Linked DNA regions of Homo sapiens: region 1 is linked to region 2. A link is an interaction called in ENCODE POLR2A ChIA-PET data of the cell type or tissue named here. Cell type or tissue: PC-9. All regions are shown on one strand. Each heading gives the region's core, and the rest is flanking DNA. Links, peaks and the distances in the headings are about the cores only.

Region 1 (8,000 bases), core at 1-8,000, 140 kb after region 2:
CCTGCAACTTAGTCCAATTTCCAGGTCTCCCTTAGATTTTTCTCTGTTTTAATTTTTATTTTGAAAATGGAGACAGGGTCTCACTATGTTGCCCAGGCTGGTCATGAACTCCTGGGCTCAAGTGATCCTCCCGCCTAGGCCTCTTAAAGTGCTGAGATTACAGGCATGAGCCATCACACCTAGCCTCTCTCTTAAAACAACTTTATTAAAGATGTAATTCAGGCTGGGTGTGGTGGCTCACATCTGTAATCCCAGCACTTGAAAATTACTTGAAGTTGGGAGGTGGAGGTTGCAATGAGCTCAGATCATGCCACTGCACTCCAGCTTGGGTAACAGAGCAAGAGTCCCTCTCAAAAAAAAAAAAAAAAAAAAAAGTAATTCACATACCATACATTTCACCTGTTTAAAGTGTACAATTCAGTGGCTATTAGTATATTCACAGAGTTGTGCATCTATTACCAGAATCAATTTTGAGCCTTTTTTTTTTTTTAACCCCAAAAAGAAACCTCTTCCCTTTAACACTTATCCCCAGTCCACCTATCCTTCTCAGCCCTTGGCAACAGCTAGTCTACTTTCTGTCTCTATGGACCGGCCTAGTCTAGATATTTTATATAAATGGAATTATATAATATGTGGCCTTCATGTCTGGCTTATGTCATTTAGCATAATATTTTCAAAGTTCTTCCATGTTGTAGCATGGGTTAGAACTTCATTCTTCTTTTATTATGGTTGAATGATATTCCACTGTATGAATATACCACATCTTTTTTTTTTTTTTTTTTTTGGAGACAGAATCTTGCTCTGTTGCCCAGGCTAGAATGCAATGGCACGATCTCGGCTCACTGCAAGCTCCGTCTCCTGGGTTCAAGGGATTCTCCTGTCTCAGCTTCTCGAGTAGTTGGGATTACAGGTGCACGCCACCGCACCCGGCTAATTTTTGTATTTTTAGTAGAGGTGGGGCTTCACCTCCTTGGCCAGGCTGGTCTTAAACTCCTGACCTCATGATCCACCCGCCTCTGCCTCCCAAAGTGCTGGGATTACAGGAGTGAGCCACCCCGCCGGGCCACATCTTTTTTTAATCTATTCCTTCACTAATAGATTGTGGGTTGTTTCCACCTTCTCACTATGTGAGTAATGCTCTTATGAGCGTGCATACAAGTTTTTGTGTGGGCATATGTGCTCAAGTCTCTGATCCCCTAGATGTCTTGCCTATCCTACAGATCCAGGCCTACCACAAAAAAGTGTAGAAGGATCATATACCATGAGAACATAAAGGAGGGACATGTAGACTTAATTAGGGAGTCAGGGAAGGCTGCCCCTGAGGCCACCATATCCAAGCTGCGGCTTGAGAGATAGGTTGAATAGAAAAGTTTTTCAAACTGCAGCTGATCACCCATTAGTAGGTTGTGAATTCAGTTTAGTGAATCATGGCCAGCATTTTTTAGGAGGTGAACTAAAATAGAATAGTAGATGTTAGAGGACATTCCATGTGGTAAGGGTAAGTATTGTTGCATGAAATTTATTTTCAGTAGCTATATGAGCGCATCTAGCAAATTGTGACGTAAGAAGTATTCTATATTCCGGGTTGCAATCAGAAAAATATGAAAGCCACTGCTCTAGGGATTTTTTAAAAGGAGATTATTTATTAATCTGGAGCTTTAAATATGGTTCCACTAGAAGATTGGAGAGATACAGGAGAGAGAAGAACCTAGAAAGCTGAAGATCCTTTGAAAGCTTAAAGTTCTGTGATTTCTACACTTTTAAAATGATTCATTTATTCAACAAATATTAAAATATTTACCATAGGCCTAGATTGCACTAAATTCTGGGAGCATATGTAAGATTTGTGTGATTTTGTTTTTTTTGTGATCTGGCAGAGAAGATGTACAAGCAATTAAAATGACTTCTATAAAACATGGTGGGTTGAGGCCGGGTGCGGTGGCCAAGGTGGGTGGATCACCTGAGGTCAGGAGGTTGAGACCAGCCTGGCCAACATGGTGAAATTCCATCTCTACTAAAAATACAAAAAACTGGCCGGGTGTGGTGGTGGGCGCCTGTAATACCAGCCACTCGGGAGGCTGAGGCCAGAGAATTGCTTGAACCCAGGAGGCGGAGGTTGCAGTGAGCCAAGATCGTGCCACTGCACTCCAGCCTGGGTGGCAGAGCAAGACTCTTGTCTCAAAACAAAACAAAACACAAAAAAAACCATGACGGGTTGAACGCATAAGTACCTTTAGTTTTTCCAAAATGTCTCTAAAATGAAATAAAATAAATAATGAAATAAAAAAGACACAGGCACCTCAAAGGTAGGAGAATAGGAGAGGAGATCACAGCAGTTAATTGCCATCAAGATGTCTTTGGAAGGAGTCACTGACTAAGCTGACTGGCTTAGTCACTGACTGGCTAAGCAGAGGAAGCTGGACTCTAAGGATCTCAAAGAGGATATCAGTAAGTGAGCCAGTTAGCTCCATAAAACTCCAGAAAAGTTCAGGATTTGGAAGCTCTAGGTCTTGCATAAGGCTGTAGGATATATAGAGCGGGGGAAAAAAAGAGCATTAGATGGAGATCTGTAAAAGCTGTTAAGCCCCAGTTCCCACCCCCACCCATCAGATCCAGGTGCTTGCCCCTCCTCTCACCCTGAAGGTTCTATTGTGAAAAGCTGTAAATCATTAGCCATCCATCCCCCCAACCTGCAAAGGTACACACCTAATAGATATGATACACACCCATCAGAAACAATGGCACACTTAGTTTAGAAGGGAAAAGTGGGCATACCCTTGTGGGTGTGTCATGATCTTAGAGGGCCAGGGGATAAGTAGTTTGAAAGTGATCTCCAAGGTGATTTTGAAGACACAATTCTCCCATCCCACTCTCGATTACTAGCCACTGATTTTGTCTCAGGAGGCATTAGCCGCCTGTCAAACTGCTGGGACATTATTTTTCTCTTAGTCAATAAAAGTAGTTTGACATCCATCACATATAGCATTTGCTAGGTCTTGTGGGAGGCAACGATTACAACAAAAGGGTAAAATATTGTCCTGTGCTCATGGAACTTCAAATCTAGTTATTGGTGATTATATACATTCTAAATTAAACACTTTCAAAATAAGACATCTTGTCAAGGTGAAGGATTAAAAACCTTTTTGTCCTATCCTGTCTATATTTCCTCTCACCCCCTCCCATCTGGGTGTGCTCAGATAAACTTTAGAGCACCCAAGGTTTATAGAACTCCTGACAGCGACCTCACCAAAGGCTGGACTTCCTATTTGTCATAAACTTGTTGAAATTTTGTTTGACTGCTTTAGTACAGGAGTATATTCCCCAAGACAAGAGACCTGAGAGCTTTTCCCTGGTTAAGATACCAAGGATGATTTCCAAATTTTAGACATCCTTCCCCTTGTTCCACCAATTTTTTTTTTCTTCTGGGAAAATAGCCAGGATGATTGCAAAACATAAGCTTGTAAAAAGGCAAAACTCCATGGATGTAAGAAAGTAAATTTCTTGAGGGCCACACCCATGATAACGCTGGAATTTTCATTTAATTCCTAACTCATTTTTTGTTGTTTTTGTTTTTTTAAACTCAAATGTGTCTCTTTAATTGAGGTCACTTACTTGGTTGGGAGATTAATATTCTGGTGGGGAAACTTTCTTTTTAGAGTTTATATTGTTTTATTCCTTCAGTCACTCAGTATTACTAATGGGGTAGCTTTTGGAATTTTCCATCCCCCCCACTTTCAGATTACTTTTGTCTTTTTTTTTTTCCCTGAGAAATTAGTGAAAACAGTTTGAAGTCTTGCCACGTTGTAAGGAGATTTGCATTATTTAAGGAAACAGCTGGCAGATCTCTATAATGCCCCACCTCTGTTCTGCCAGTGCCTAAAATTTCCTTTGCATGACTCAGTTAAAAAAAAAAAAAAAAAAAAAAAAAACCAGAGGAGGGGAACGAGTGGAGAGAAGAAACCCTTGTTTCCCTTTCTGAGTTGTAAAAAGCTTTTATCAAGGTTTACATTTAGTCATGCTTCTGTCCTCTAGTGGATGGCAGCATGTGATGAACTCAGAGAAACTCTTCTCCCAAATTGGCCAGTAAGAACTCTGCAAAAACTGTGGATGAGCTGAGCTTACCTCCCATAATTTTATTTTGAAAATAAAAAATTTTCCCCACATAGTAAACACAGTTATCTTCACGAGTGTGGGAATGATTAAGAAAAAAAAACCAAGCTTAGATTTTGCAAGATGGGTGACCTGAAGTTTTGCCTAGAGGGAGAGAAGGGTCTCTTCCTCCTTTCACTCTGTTCTTGACAGCGCCTGCAGCCTGCCCTGGAAGAACGGGTTTCTTCTTCAGATAGAAAGGAATTGCTGGCTCTTCTGCCAGCCTTGCCCATAGGCCTGGCTGTTTCCCTGATGCACCTTCCCTGCTCAAGTTGCTATCCTTATCATTTTATATTTTTGTGCCAGTATAGATTTGGTCCTATAAGGCTGCAGATACATAGTGGGCAGAAAGATGGGGGGATGAGAGCACTGAGCCTACAACCTATTTGGAGGGACTCTGGGCAGCATGAGGATGAGGGGCAGGGCCAGGGCCACCGCTAACTAGTTAGCAGTCAGGCAAATAGTCAAGGACAGAGACCTTGTATACATTAATAGTGCCAGCATTTTAAAGATCTTTACCCAGGGAAGGCTGTATATATACAGTTATTTGGGAGAAACCAGAAATGGTGTATTTAAAAAAATTGGATGCCTTAAACTTCCAAATAAATGCGTTTTAGAGCTCACTTATCTGGAGGTTGGCCTATAACATTCCCTCTCTGATGTCTTGCCTTTCAACTGTTTTTTTTCACTTCTCAGAGTGGGCATGAGAAACCACAGGATGTAGAAACATGGAGTCAGTTTTGCTAAAGCAGGCCCTCATGAGACTTGGAAGGGAAGAGGTGATGAGTCCAATGAGAGTTTAAAATTAGATGTTCAGTTATTGATTCTATGTTTTCTTTGTAGTCAGTCTTTTTCTAATTAAAGTGGGTAAGACATTTGAATATAGGGAGATAAATGTGCTATGTTAAAGGATATAAAAAAATCCTGGAGGAAGTCTGAACTCTAAACTCTTTGGCAAGTCTTTCTGCCTGAATTTTGAAGCAAACTTAAAGATTATATATGTGGCTGGGCCTAGTGGCTTATGCTGTGGCTCCTGACCTTGTGATCCACCCACCCGCCTCGGCCTCCATCCCAGCACTTTGGGAGGCCGAGGCGGGTGGATCACGAGGTCAGGAGCCCAAGACCATCCTGGCCAACATGGTGAAACCCTGTCTCTACTAAAAATACAAAAATTAGCTGGGTGTGGTGGCACGTGCCTGTAGTCCCAGCTACTTGGGAGGCTGAGGCAGGAGAATTGCTTGAACCCGGGAGGCAGAGGTTGCAGTGAGCTGAGATCACACCACTGCACTCCAGCCTGGGCGACAGAGCAAGATTCTGTCTCAAAAAAAAAAAAAATTATATATATACACACCCCCACACACAATACATACATACACATATATACGTATACATACACATACATATATATGTATGTATACATTCACACATGCACTTATATATTCACAATGATAGTTAAGCTAGTTTTTGCCCTCCTTATCAGTATGTCACATATCCATGTTGTTTCCTGGTATATCCAGCTGTTTCCTTAATGAGACTGCCTCCATCTTTCAGATATTTACCAACAGTTGAGTATATACTTGGCTTTATTGCAGGACCTGGCTATGATACAGATGGATGTACTCTGTATAGATGCCCAAAATAACTTTTATTTTTATGATGGTTAGATTTTGCCTGCATATTTAAGGTTTTGCTGTATATACTAATTTGCTTCAGAGTCAGAAAAATAGCAGCAAACTCTGAGAGGGGACTGAAAAAGTATCACTGACTTAGGGGTTATTATAGTAGGAATGGAACTACAGAGATAGCCTTTGTCACTGCTTTGTGAGAAAGCAGTGGAGAAAAATACAATAGCTCCTATTTATTAAAAGCTTCCTATATGTCAGTACTATATGTATTATCTGTTTTAATCCTCACAGTAACTGTGTGAAGCGGGTCCTAATTATCTTCCTTTTACAGATGAAGAAAGTGAAGGCAGTCTTTAGGTGTCCTCCCAAAGTTGCAGAACATGAGAGGCAGAGTGTGGATGAGGCTCTATGTCTTAGATTATAAGGACAGTGCTCATTTCCATTGCATTAAGGAAAATATCCTAGTCTATCCTGTTTAATCCTAGGAACCCTGTGGTGTGGAGAGGTTTTCTCTTACATACCAATTCTAAGCCTCTGCTTTGATCCTTTGTCTTGGTAGGCATCTTCTCTCCTCATTTACTGCTCACTGTGTGAGGATGATAGGCACTCCTCAGTTATAAACATCGCCCTTGCAAACATAGCAGCTTGGTCGCTCTCTCTGCGGTCTACCCTAAGGGCTCCCTAAATGCCCACACATGGCGGCAGGTGCCAGACTGGGGCCCGAGCAGGGCACTGGCTCTCCACAGCCTCCTCCATACCGCTGCCTGCTTTTTTTCTCTCATCTCTTCCCCCACCCGCCATTGTTTTTTTGTGTTTCCTTCCAGGCAGATTAGTTAATTCCACCTCAGGTAATCTCTTATTCTTTCTATGACAAAATGCATTCTTAGTTTCACACTGTTGTCATATAAATGAAGGAACCCTTTCACACAAATTGGGAATTGGCAGGATTTGATTCATCAATATTCTAGGCTGTTAGTTTTCCTTTTGCTGTGCTCACACAGAACCAGATACAGCAGAATTAAAGAGTAATAGGCACCCTCTAGTCCCTTGCTACTCAAATTGTGGTCCATGACCAGCGTCATTGCCAATACTTGGGGCTTGTTAGAACTGCAAAATCTCAGCCCCTCCCAGGCCTACAGAACCAGGTCCTGTAGTCTAACAAGATCTGCAGGAGCTTATTTGCACATTACACTTGAGAAACACTGTAAGCCTACCCTATTTCTGTCCTTTTCTTCCTAAGCTAAATGTTATGACTTGGTCACAGCTGAAAGCCTTCAGTGCCATTATTAGTAATGACGTTGGTGCTGATAAGGTTTGTAGATAACATTAAACTGAAAATGTTTCTTGACGTTAAACTGAGAAATGCTTCTAATGACCAGGAAGACAGAATTGAAAGTAGCCTTAATTAATTGAAGTGATTACTGTAAAACAGGTTAAAATTGCATAGGGAACACTGCCTGCCTGGCGAAGCATTGCATGGTGTGAGGAGTGGGCACAGGCGCAGCACTCAGGTGTTTTGCGTTTGTCTAGAAACACTGTCCTTTCAGTCCTTAAGCCTCATGGACAGCTGTTTCTCGGGGACTGTCAGGGTCTCAATTTTGAATTGTCTTACTGATTTTAGATGAGATAGTTTATATTCCAGAGGGCTTTTTTTTTTTTTTGAGACGGAGTCCCACTCTGTCGCCCAGGCTGGAGTGTGATCTCCACTCACCGCAACCTCCATCTCGCGGGTTCAAGCGATTCTCCTGCCTCAGCCTCCCAAGTAGCTGGAATTACAGGCGCATGTCACTGCGCCTGGCTAATTTTTGTATTTTTAGTAGAGACGGGGTTTCATCATGTTGGTCAGGCTGGTCTTGAACTCCTGACCTCAGGTGATCTGCCTGCCTCGGCCTCCAAAAGTGCTGGAATTAGACATGAGCCACCACGCCGGGCCATTATTATTATAATTTTTTTTAAAGACTAGTCTAGTGTAATAGAAGAGGGAAAGAGAAGAACAAGAAGTTCTGTCTGTAACTGACTGTGGACAATCAATGGAGATAATTCACAGCCTGCAGATTAGCCAGAGGGCCAATTGTTAAATCCTCATTATGCTGCCACTCTTGAGTCCTGTTAGGTTACTAGAAAGCAGTGCACCTGGAGACTCGGTACTTCTGTCTCAGAGCTGTCTTTCTAAAGTAAGATTTAGCATTAGGCCCTTAGTTTTTAACTGGGAAGTTGAGCAGAGAG
Region 2 (9,264 bases), core at 763-8,762:
CCTCATGCAAGGCCGGAGTCTCAGGCTCTAATGTCAGCACTAGAGAAAAACACGTATCTTCCTTCTCTTCCTGTGTCTCCATGGTGTGGGAGAGGAGGGAAGAAGAACTAACCTGAACGGCCAGCCACAGGCATTCACAGGGTCAGGTGCATGGTGGGCAGGGCCACTGAGCTGAGTAGCATCTTCTACGTCTGTGTTCCACCCAGGAGTGGGGGCAGTGAGGGGAGCAGGCCTGGAGATTTTAGGCTACTGGTGGGCCTCAGAATCTCCTCTGCAAGGACTTTAGAACTTCCAAGTCTCAAAACAGAAATCCAGAATGGGTAGTAGAAGACCCCTCTTAAGCCTCTAAGTCATGTACTCTGTCTTTTATCAAAGAAGGCTACACTGGGATTTTTAAGATATTGTGCTGATTAATAAAAATCATTCTTTCCACCCATTTGCAACTGAGTCTTTGTGTGGGTGCCTGCCTTAATTTCTAGAACCTAGAGAACTCTCTCCCTAAGTAGCCTTAGTGAAACCTGAATTCTTTCTAGGACTGTGCTAGATTTTGGAAGGCAAGCACTACACTATCTTCTTTTTGTTGCTCATATCTGGCCAAGAGCCTAGATCAGTGGTACACAGTAAATGTTTAATAAATGTTGATCAGCAAACAATATCTTAGCATATTCATTTCTTGGAAGTATTAACTAGTTTGCTTTTGTAACACCTTTTAGTCCAGCTTTCATTTTCCATTTTCCCTTCCTGAAAACACTCAAAGGCCATTTCTGTCTCATTTTATCATTCCTGGAAGAATATCACCCAAGTATATCAGGCAGTTTTAAGTCTTTTCAAAATTCATGGAAATAAGTATGGAATAATTTTTACCAGCCAATATTAATGGCAGTGCAGAAGAAAAATACAAATGCAATATAATTGTTTCACTGAATTTCTTAATTTTTATGTCTGTGTTAAATTTAACAGCAACTGAGTGGGGAAAGATTTCAGGTCATCTTTTCATTGTTCCATTCATGGCCTGTGCAGATAAGTTGCATCAGATCTGATGAGAAGTAGACTCAAATGAGTGAGCACTGTTTCTCTTCTTGTGGGGTGCTGCTGTGGGGTTCATCTTTCTTTCTAGACCAAGGAGATAGCTAAGAAGGAGAGAATTCACTGTGGTAGTTCTTGACTTGCATGTTGTAGGTTGCTCTTTATCTCCACCATGACTGATTTTAGCCTAGGGCTTTGGATCAGGCATAAACAGCCAAAGTTACTAACCTAACAGGCCAGACAGCTTTGCCATTTCATAGTTCTCATTTAAAAAATCTATCCAAGAAGCCCTACCTACCTCAAGTCAATCCCCAGCTTCCTAAGCATTCAAGGCCTTCAGTCTATATCCTTAAGGGAACACATCTGTAGAGACCTTCCTACCACAAGTGACACGTCAGCCCAGCCAAACACTCAGAGGGCACATTATCGTGCTAAGTCCTACACTAAGTGCTAGGGATATAAAATCAAATAGAATTTCAGCCTTCACCTTCAGGAGGTTACAGCCCAGTGAAGGAGACAGACATCCAGCCAGAAAATGTCAGTAAAATGTCAGCAAATGTGACAAATGACCAATTCCTCCACCTTGGTTCTAAGCATTCTCCTCTACCCCATAGTCGGGAATCTTAAGCTATTGTCTCTTTTCTCTCCTGATTCTTAAATCTTTCCTATCTGTTCCTTCCTTTAGCATCTAAATGTGTGGAAGCTTCTCCCATTTTAAAAACTGTAAAACTGGCCGGGTGCAGTGGCTCACTCCTGTAATCCCAGCACTTTGGGAGGCCAAGGTGGGCAGATCACAAGGTCAGAAGATCAAGACCATCTTGGCCAACATGGTGAAACCCTGTCTCTACTAAAAATACAAAAAAATTAGACAGGCGTGGCAGCACGTGCCCATAGTCCCAGCTACTAGGGAGGCTGAGGCAGAAGAATTGCTTGAACCCGGGAGGTAGAGGCTGCAGTGAGCCAAGATCATGCCACTGCACTCTAGCCTGGCGACAGAGTGAGACTCTGCCTCAAAAAACAAACAAACAAATAAACAAAAAAACTGTAAAACTACAATTCTTTCTTTACTTACTGTTACCATCTAGTATTAACCCTTTCTCTTTACTTTCAGAGCCAAACTTCTGGAAAGAGGTGTAGTCTCTCCACCTCTCTCTCCTCCTCTTCTTTCCATTCACTCCTTAAGCCACACACTATGGATTTCACCCTCGTCATTCCACCAAAAGCATTCTTCCTGAGGTCAAAAATATCTTTCTGGGTGGGTGCGGTGGCTCACATCTAATCCCAGCACTTTGGGAGGCCAAAGTGGGCGGATCACTTGAGTCCAGGAGTTCGAGACCAGGCTGGCCAACATGACAAAACCCCATCTCTACTAAAAATACAAGAAATTAGCCAGGCGTGGTGGTGCACACCTGTAGTCCCAGCTACTCGGGAGGCTGAGGCAGGAGAATCACTTGAACCCGGGAGGTAGAGGTTGCAGTGAGCTGAGATCACACCACTGCACTCCAGTGTGGGTGACAGAGCAAGAGTCTGCCCCCCCCCCCCAAAAAATCTTCCACATCATGATATTCAAATAATGCATTCTAGTGTAGTCAGCCCCTTCCTGGACATCTCAGCTCCATCTGGCACAGTCGATGATGTCCTCCTTTTAAAAACACTCTCCCCTTCGGCTTCATGAAACATTCCCTCATTCCCCAAATTCCACAAAACACCAAACCCTTTCCCCTTGAAGCAGACACACTGCCCTAGTCCAAGCCCACATAGCTCTCGTCTGAACCACAGCAGGAATGTCCCAACTGAGCTTCCTGTGTCTCCTCTCACCACCCTGCCCTCCAGCCCACTTGCCACATCACAGCCAAATGAGCTTTATTTAAAATATCAGATTTGATCATATCTCTCTTTAAACTCTTAATGATTTCCAACTTCCATAAGGATAAAGTCCAAAATCCTTAGCGTGGCCTGCCATAAGCATCCTGGTCTGATCTGTGCCTGCCTCTCTAGACTCAGGTCAAATCACCCTCCCCAGCCCTCTCTCCATTCTGGCCGGTGTGATCTTCTTATGGTAAAAAAAAAAAAAAAAAAAAAAAATATTGCATGGACTTTCTCATTTCAGCTGTTCTCTCAGCTTGGAGTGGTCCCCCTCCTCATCTTTGCCTGGCTAACTCCTACTCACTACTCAGATTTCAACTTAAATGCCACTTCATCTAGAAATCTGATTCCCAAGGAATTGGTTAAAGCCCAATATGATCATACAGCTTGTATAGCACTGTAGTTCTTCTTAACAGTCAGCACACCAATTATTACTTATCCAAGGTTTACCTTTACCCCTAGACATGACTGAATGAGAGCAGGGGCCATGCCTGTCTTGTTCATTGCAATGTCCCCAACACCTGGCATGGTGCATATTTTTAATGAATTAAGAAATGAATGAATATACTGAATGCATTAAGAACAATTAAGAGGGACACCTAAACCAGTCTGTAACAGGAAAATGAAGGCCAAGCATTTTCCAAATCTATAATACTATGATTTCTGGAGGAAGAATGCATAGAAAGAGCCAGATGCTTGTAAAGGACAGGTGTATTTACAGAAACAGCAAAGGTGTGTAGAAGGGTTTTAAAAGAATGATTGTTATTCTGAAGTGCTGTAAAATACAGCAGGATCTATGGTGTGAACAAAATCTAATAACTCTGGCCAGTAGCATGTTCTGAGAGAACATATGTTATAGTAGATGAATTTATGTTGCATATGTTTAGCTAAGTAAAGGATACTTACACAATCACTTCTAGAATGAGTCATCTGGAATTAGCTCATGCCCATAAATCAACACAACCCAGGCCTGAAAGAATCAAGGCCTTATACATGCAAGAATTTGACATTTAAAACAAAAAAAAAAGCAGCATTAGCAATCCATAAAAAATGTTAAATCATAAATGTCTAGAGCTGTAAGGAACCTTATATTATCCAGCTCAACCCCGCTACACCTCCTATCATTCTCATCCCAGGGGTGTGTAATATGGGAAGCTGAGGCCCTAGGAGGTTAAGTCACTTTCCTCTGGTTACATGTCTACTTTGTGGCTAAACTGGTCGTAGAAACTGGGTCAGCTGGGCACAGTGGCTCATGCCTGTAATCCTAGTACTTGGGAGTCCAAGGCGGGCAGATCACGAGGTCAGGAGTTTGAGACCAGCCTGGCCAATGTGTGGAAACCCATCTCTACTGAAAATACAAAAATTAGGCAGGTGTGGTGGGGTGCGCCTGTAGTCCCAGCTACTTGGGAGGCTGAGGCAGAAGAATCACTTGAACCCAGGAGGCAGAGGTTGCAGTGAGCCGAGATCTCACCACTGCACTCCAGCTTGGGTAACAGAGTGAGACTCCGTCTCAAAAAAAAAAAAAAAAAAGAAAGAAAGAAAAAAGAAAACAGGTCTGTATTTCAATGCCTCCTAATTATCTGTAACTTTTGATTCTGTAAACTTCAATAAGACTACTCCAAACCATGGCCTGAAGGTGGTTTTCTGGAAACCCTTACCTTCCTCCAGTCTTGATACCGATTCACTATATAGCATATCCTGCGTGAAGAGAAGCCTGTGGGTGCTGCTAACCTCAACACCTACCCCGTACCACCCACACTGCCGAGGGGCTTAGGAGTTCCTAATGGCAGTAACTGAAACACTTTGAGTAACTCCTTTAAATGATGTCCTGTTCTGTGGCATTAAGTAACATCGCTCTCATCTGTCCTTTGTGATTTCTCAGTCTCCCTGCTGTCGTATTTGGGAAATATAAATATTTGGGAATAAACAAACAATGTAAATAAATGTTTGGGAAACTTCTTGTGTTATAGAACATTATAGAAAATATACATATTTGTTTTCATCTATCTATATAGATATATAGATATATATATCTTCTGCATCATGATATTCAAATAATGCATTTTAGTCAGCCCCTTCCTGGACATCTGAGCTCGTTTGGCACAGTCGATGATGTTCTCCTTCACAGTTAGTTCCTGGTTCATAACTCCCACATCCCTTGTTACAGTCTTTCGTTATAATGCTGGGTGTGTTAGGTCTCAGGGGCAGGCCTCAGGAAATAATCTCTTTCCTGCATTCCTTTTACCTGACCCAAGGCAGGATTCTAATGTTCCCTGTCTTTCTGATTGTGGGTCTTAAGAGTCTCCCCGATGAGGGCCTCGCCTCATACCCTGGGGGAAGGAATGCTGATGTCACGAAGTTTCCATAAAAATCCAAGAGGACTGGGTTCAGGGAGCTTCTAGATAGCTGAACACATGGAGGCTCCTGGAGGGTGGAGCCCAGGGAGGGCATGGAACTCTGCATCCCTTCCCCTATGTCTCTCCCTATGTGTTTCTTCATCTGTATTCTTAGTAATATTCCTTATAATAAACAAGTAAATTTAAGTGTTTCCCTGAATTCTGTGAGCTGCTCCAGAAAATTAATCAAACCCAAAGAGGGGATTCCTGGGAATCTCAACTTCAAGCTAGTTGGTCAGAAGTTTCAGAGGCCCAGACTTGCAACTGGTGTAGAGGAGACAGTCTTGGGGACTGAGACCCAACCCATGGGATCTGACGCCATCTCTAGGTAGATAGTGTAAGAATCGAATTGGAGGACATTTGGCTGGTGTCCACTGCTTGAAGTGTGGCAACCAACCCCCTAACCCCCAACATATTTGGTCATAGAAGCCTTCTGTGTTGATTGTTGTAGTGTGAGAGTAAAGACACAGTTTGAGAGAGTTTCTCCCTGCACAGCCACTGATTGCACACTTTAGAATGGCTAAGGTGATAAAGTTTGTGTTATGTACATTTTATGACAATAAAAAATAATTACTCAACAACTTCCAGCTCCAGCCATGATGGTAAGCCCCACTCCTCCTAGATCCTCCCTCTTACAACTTAAAAACATAAAATAAATAAATTAAGATTGAATCCTGAAACATGTTCAATCAACCCATAGGAAGGTACAAAAAAGAGAGACAGAGGGACAGGAAATAGAGGAAACAAAAAGAAAACAAAGTAGTGGGGCAGATATAAGCCCTAACATATCAACAATTCCCTTAAATGTAAGTGGTCTAAATACACGAATTAAAAGACAGAAATTTGCAGAGGGGATAAAAATAAAAACATGTTCCAACAATAGGCTATCTATAAGAAATTCACTTCAACTTCAATTACACAGGTGGATTGAAAGTAAAAGAAAGGGGAAAAGATATACCCTGAATTCATTAATCAAAAAAGAGCAAGTCTTGGCTATATTAATATCAATGCAATTAGTAATCCTTGTTTTTAAACCACAATTTTAAAATTTCACTAGGAACAGCCTTGAAGAGCCTCTGTGTTTCAAGAATGCTGACATCTGCCAAAGGCTTTGCAGCCCTGTCTCAGACTGGCTCAGTCCACTTTAGCCCAGGTCATGCAGATTTGTCTCCCATTAGATGTGAAGAAACAAAGTGAAAGTCTCTCTTAACCTGCTCTTCTGCCCTCCTCACAAACCAATTAAAATAACTTGAGTCATTTTTCTAGCTTTGTATTGACAGAATTTTAAAGATGAATAATATTGTGTGAGAATTTTGAAAAAAGTGTATGCTGATAATACTGACAGGAACATAAATTGATAGAGTGTTTTTAGCAATTTGACAGTATCTATATACAGATGCTCCTTGACTTACAATAGGTTGTGTTCTGATAAAACTATTATAAGTTGAAAATAATCTTAAGTCAAAAATGCATTTAATACACCTAACCTGCTGAACATCATAGCTTAACCTAGCTTAAACTTGCTCAGAACAATTACACTAGCCTACAGTTGGGCAAAATTATCTAATTTAAAATCTATTTTATAATAAATGTTGAATGTGTGAGGTAAGAGTATCATACTACTTATCACTAGCTCTGGAAAAAGACCAAAATTCAAATTCAAAGCAGTTTCTATTAAATGTGCATCACTTTCACATCATTGTATAAAGTTGAAAAACCATAAGTTGAACCATTGTAAGTCAGGACCATCTGTAATCTATATAATAACTTTTAAATGTGAATATCCTTTGATTCACCAATTCTACTTCTATTCTAGTATAATTTTTCTAATGAAGTACTTTGGCATTTATACAAAAAGTTGTCCATTGCAACAAAATATTGGTAACATCAACAGAGGAATGAGCAAATACATTATGGTACATTCTTCTGTGGAATACTATGCAGCAGTTAAAGAAGTAAATTTATAGGTACTAAAATGTTAAAGAAAACAAAATGAAAACCAGGCCTGAAGAATTCTTGAGCAGACAAAATTGGTTATGCCTCATCATAACCTTGCTTGATTTACAAGCGTAAGTGAAACTTGAGCTATATTTTATAAATGCCTATATTAAAAACAGAACTTAAGCTCAACCAATCAGAAGTAGCCAATAAACTTATGTAACTAGGGACTTTCCAAAGGGATAGACCAAACAAGGCAACTGTATAATTGTAACCCATCAAATATTTTCTTTGCTTTACTTCTATGTTCATCCTATAAAAGCTGCCCTCTTGTGTTCCCTCCATGGAGCTCCTAAGCCACTTCTGGTTTGGAGCTGTCCCATTCATGAATCATTGTTTCCTCAAAGAGACTCTGAAATTTTGTTGTGCCTTAGTTTACTTTATAACAAACATAAATAGGGCTTTAGAACACATTTTTATTGATGTATACTGTTTCACTTGGGGTGTATAAAAAATTCCTACTTATAATAATGGTTTAAAATTTCAAATTTATTAGTGCTATGAAATTGCTACACTATTGCTAGTAGTGATATATTATTTTGCTCATCAGCACATGAAGCCTGGAATAGAGTGGTTATATTTGAATCCCCAGAGCATCTTAGAGTCTAGCACATTATATTTACTTAAAAATTGTTTAATTAACCAATTGATGAAAAAGGCCAGCAATTCCAAACTTCCTTCCAGCTCCAGTTCTTTGATTCTAACTGGAGAAAAACTGCCCTTACATATAAAATGTTCATGACAATACCTATCTCAGACAGCTGCTATAATGATAAAGTATCCAAAATTGCTGAGGTGAGGGGTGTTATAATTTGGTAGACAAATTCCAGGGGCTATTTGTTGTTACTCTTCATTGGACAAAACTACTTCTCTACAAAATTCAGACTCGCTCTGAGAAGTTTCAGAGAGCTAATTTCAGTGTGTATGAAGGAGGAGGGGCAGGGAGTGAAGGAAAGACAGGTGGAAATGTCAAACACTAAAACCACTGCTGTAGTTGAGAACAAAGCGGGAGCTGACGGTCAGCACTGATCATGAGTGCTAGACTTCTTAAAAAAGCAATGGTCATGTTACGGAAAGTCTCACATTTGTTAAATGCTTTAAGCACACAGTGTATTTGATTCTCACAACCAGGAAACTCTTGAAATCCAACCTCCAGAGACGTTCTAATCCAGTTCTCTCATCTACCTGTCATTCTTTGGTCATGCTTGATGGAAAACTAGATTGCAAACTTTTAAAAATTCCTGGGGCAAAGAAAATTTATAAATTTGTAGATTCATTTCCTGAAGCTGCCATAGCAGATGACCGCAAATGGAGTGCCTTTAGAAAACGACAGAAATTTATTCTCTCACAGTTCAAGAGGCCTGAATATGAAATCAAGGTGGCAGTAGGGTTGGCTCCTTCCAGAGGCTCTGGGAGAGAACCTGGTTTGGCTTTTCTCCTGGCTTCTGGTGGGTGCTGGAAACTCTCGGCATTCTTTTGCTTATAGATTCATTGCTTCATTCACCTCCAACTTCACATCATCTTTTCTGTTTTTGTTTTTTTTTCTTTCCCGTCTGTCTCTTCTCCTCTTATATAAGGATGCACACTTGTCATTGGATTTAGGGCCCACCCAGATACTCCAGGGTGATTTCATCCTGAGATTCCTAGCCTAATTATATCTGCAAAGTCCCTTTTCCCAAATAAGGTCACATTCAGAGGTTCCGGGTGAACATATCTTTGGGGGCAGGGGCACTCAACCCCCTACAGCTTGTTTGTATGATTTTGATTTTGGAAGAAAGCTACTAAAGCAGAAATATAAACAACAGAAGTAAATGCAAAAGATAAACTGAATGGAAATAAAAGCTAAAAATAGAAAACCGGCAGTTTCATGGGCAGTTTCAAGCTGACAGATTTAAGGAGTTTGTGGTATCTGTTCCAAAATTCTGCAATATCCTTTTAAAGAGGCTGACTCAAGCTTGGAACTAAAATGTTTACCACT

The links. ChIA-PET counts read pairs that join two places held together with the same protein. Peaks named below come from ENCODE experiments on the same cell type or tissue, not always from the same donor. Only the 100,000 strongest peaks of a DNase experiment are listed, where the experiment ranks them.
Region 1: POLR2A ChIA-PET joins it to region 2 with 24 read pairs; 2 of 35 experiments call an interaction of 5 or more read pairs at or near these places.

What each region holds. Positions count from the first base shown.
Region 1 is chr6:25,309,003-25,317,002 of GRCh38, forward strand. All of the region lies in intron 2 of CARMIL1 (capping protein regulator and myosin 1 linker 1), which reads left to right. Among named protein-coding and RNA genes, the nearest start is that of CARMIL1, 34 kb to the left of the region's middle. RefSeq lists enhancers at 2,101-2,601, 6,657-7,347. In PC-9, for the core only: no CTCF peak of the experiment used is centred there; DNase peaks (open chromatin) are centred at 2,389 and 3,919; H3K4me3 peaks cover 614 bases; H3K27ac peaks cover 2,159 bases.
Region 2 is chr6:25,170,251-25,179,514 of GRCh38, forward strand. No RefSeq gene overlaps it. Among named protein-coding and RNA genes, the nearest start is that of CARMIL1, 100 kb to the right of the region's middle. RefSeq lists an enhancer at 4,483-4,983. In PC-9, for the core only: no CTCF peak of the experiment used is centred there; DNase peaks (open chromatin) are centred at 2,771, 3,951 and 5,131; H3K27ac peaks cover 5,727 bases.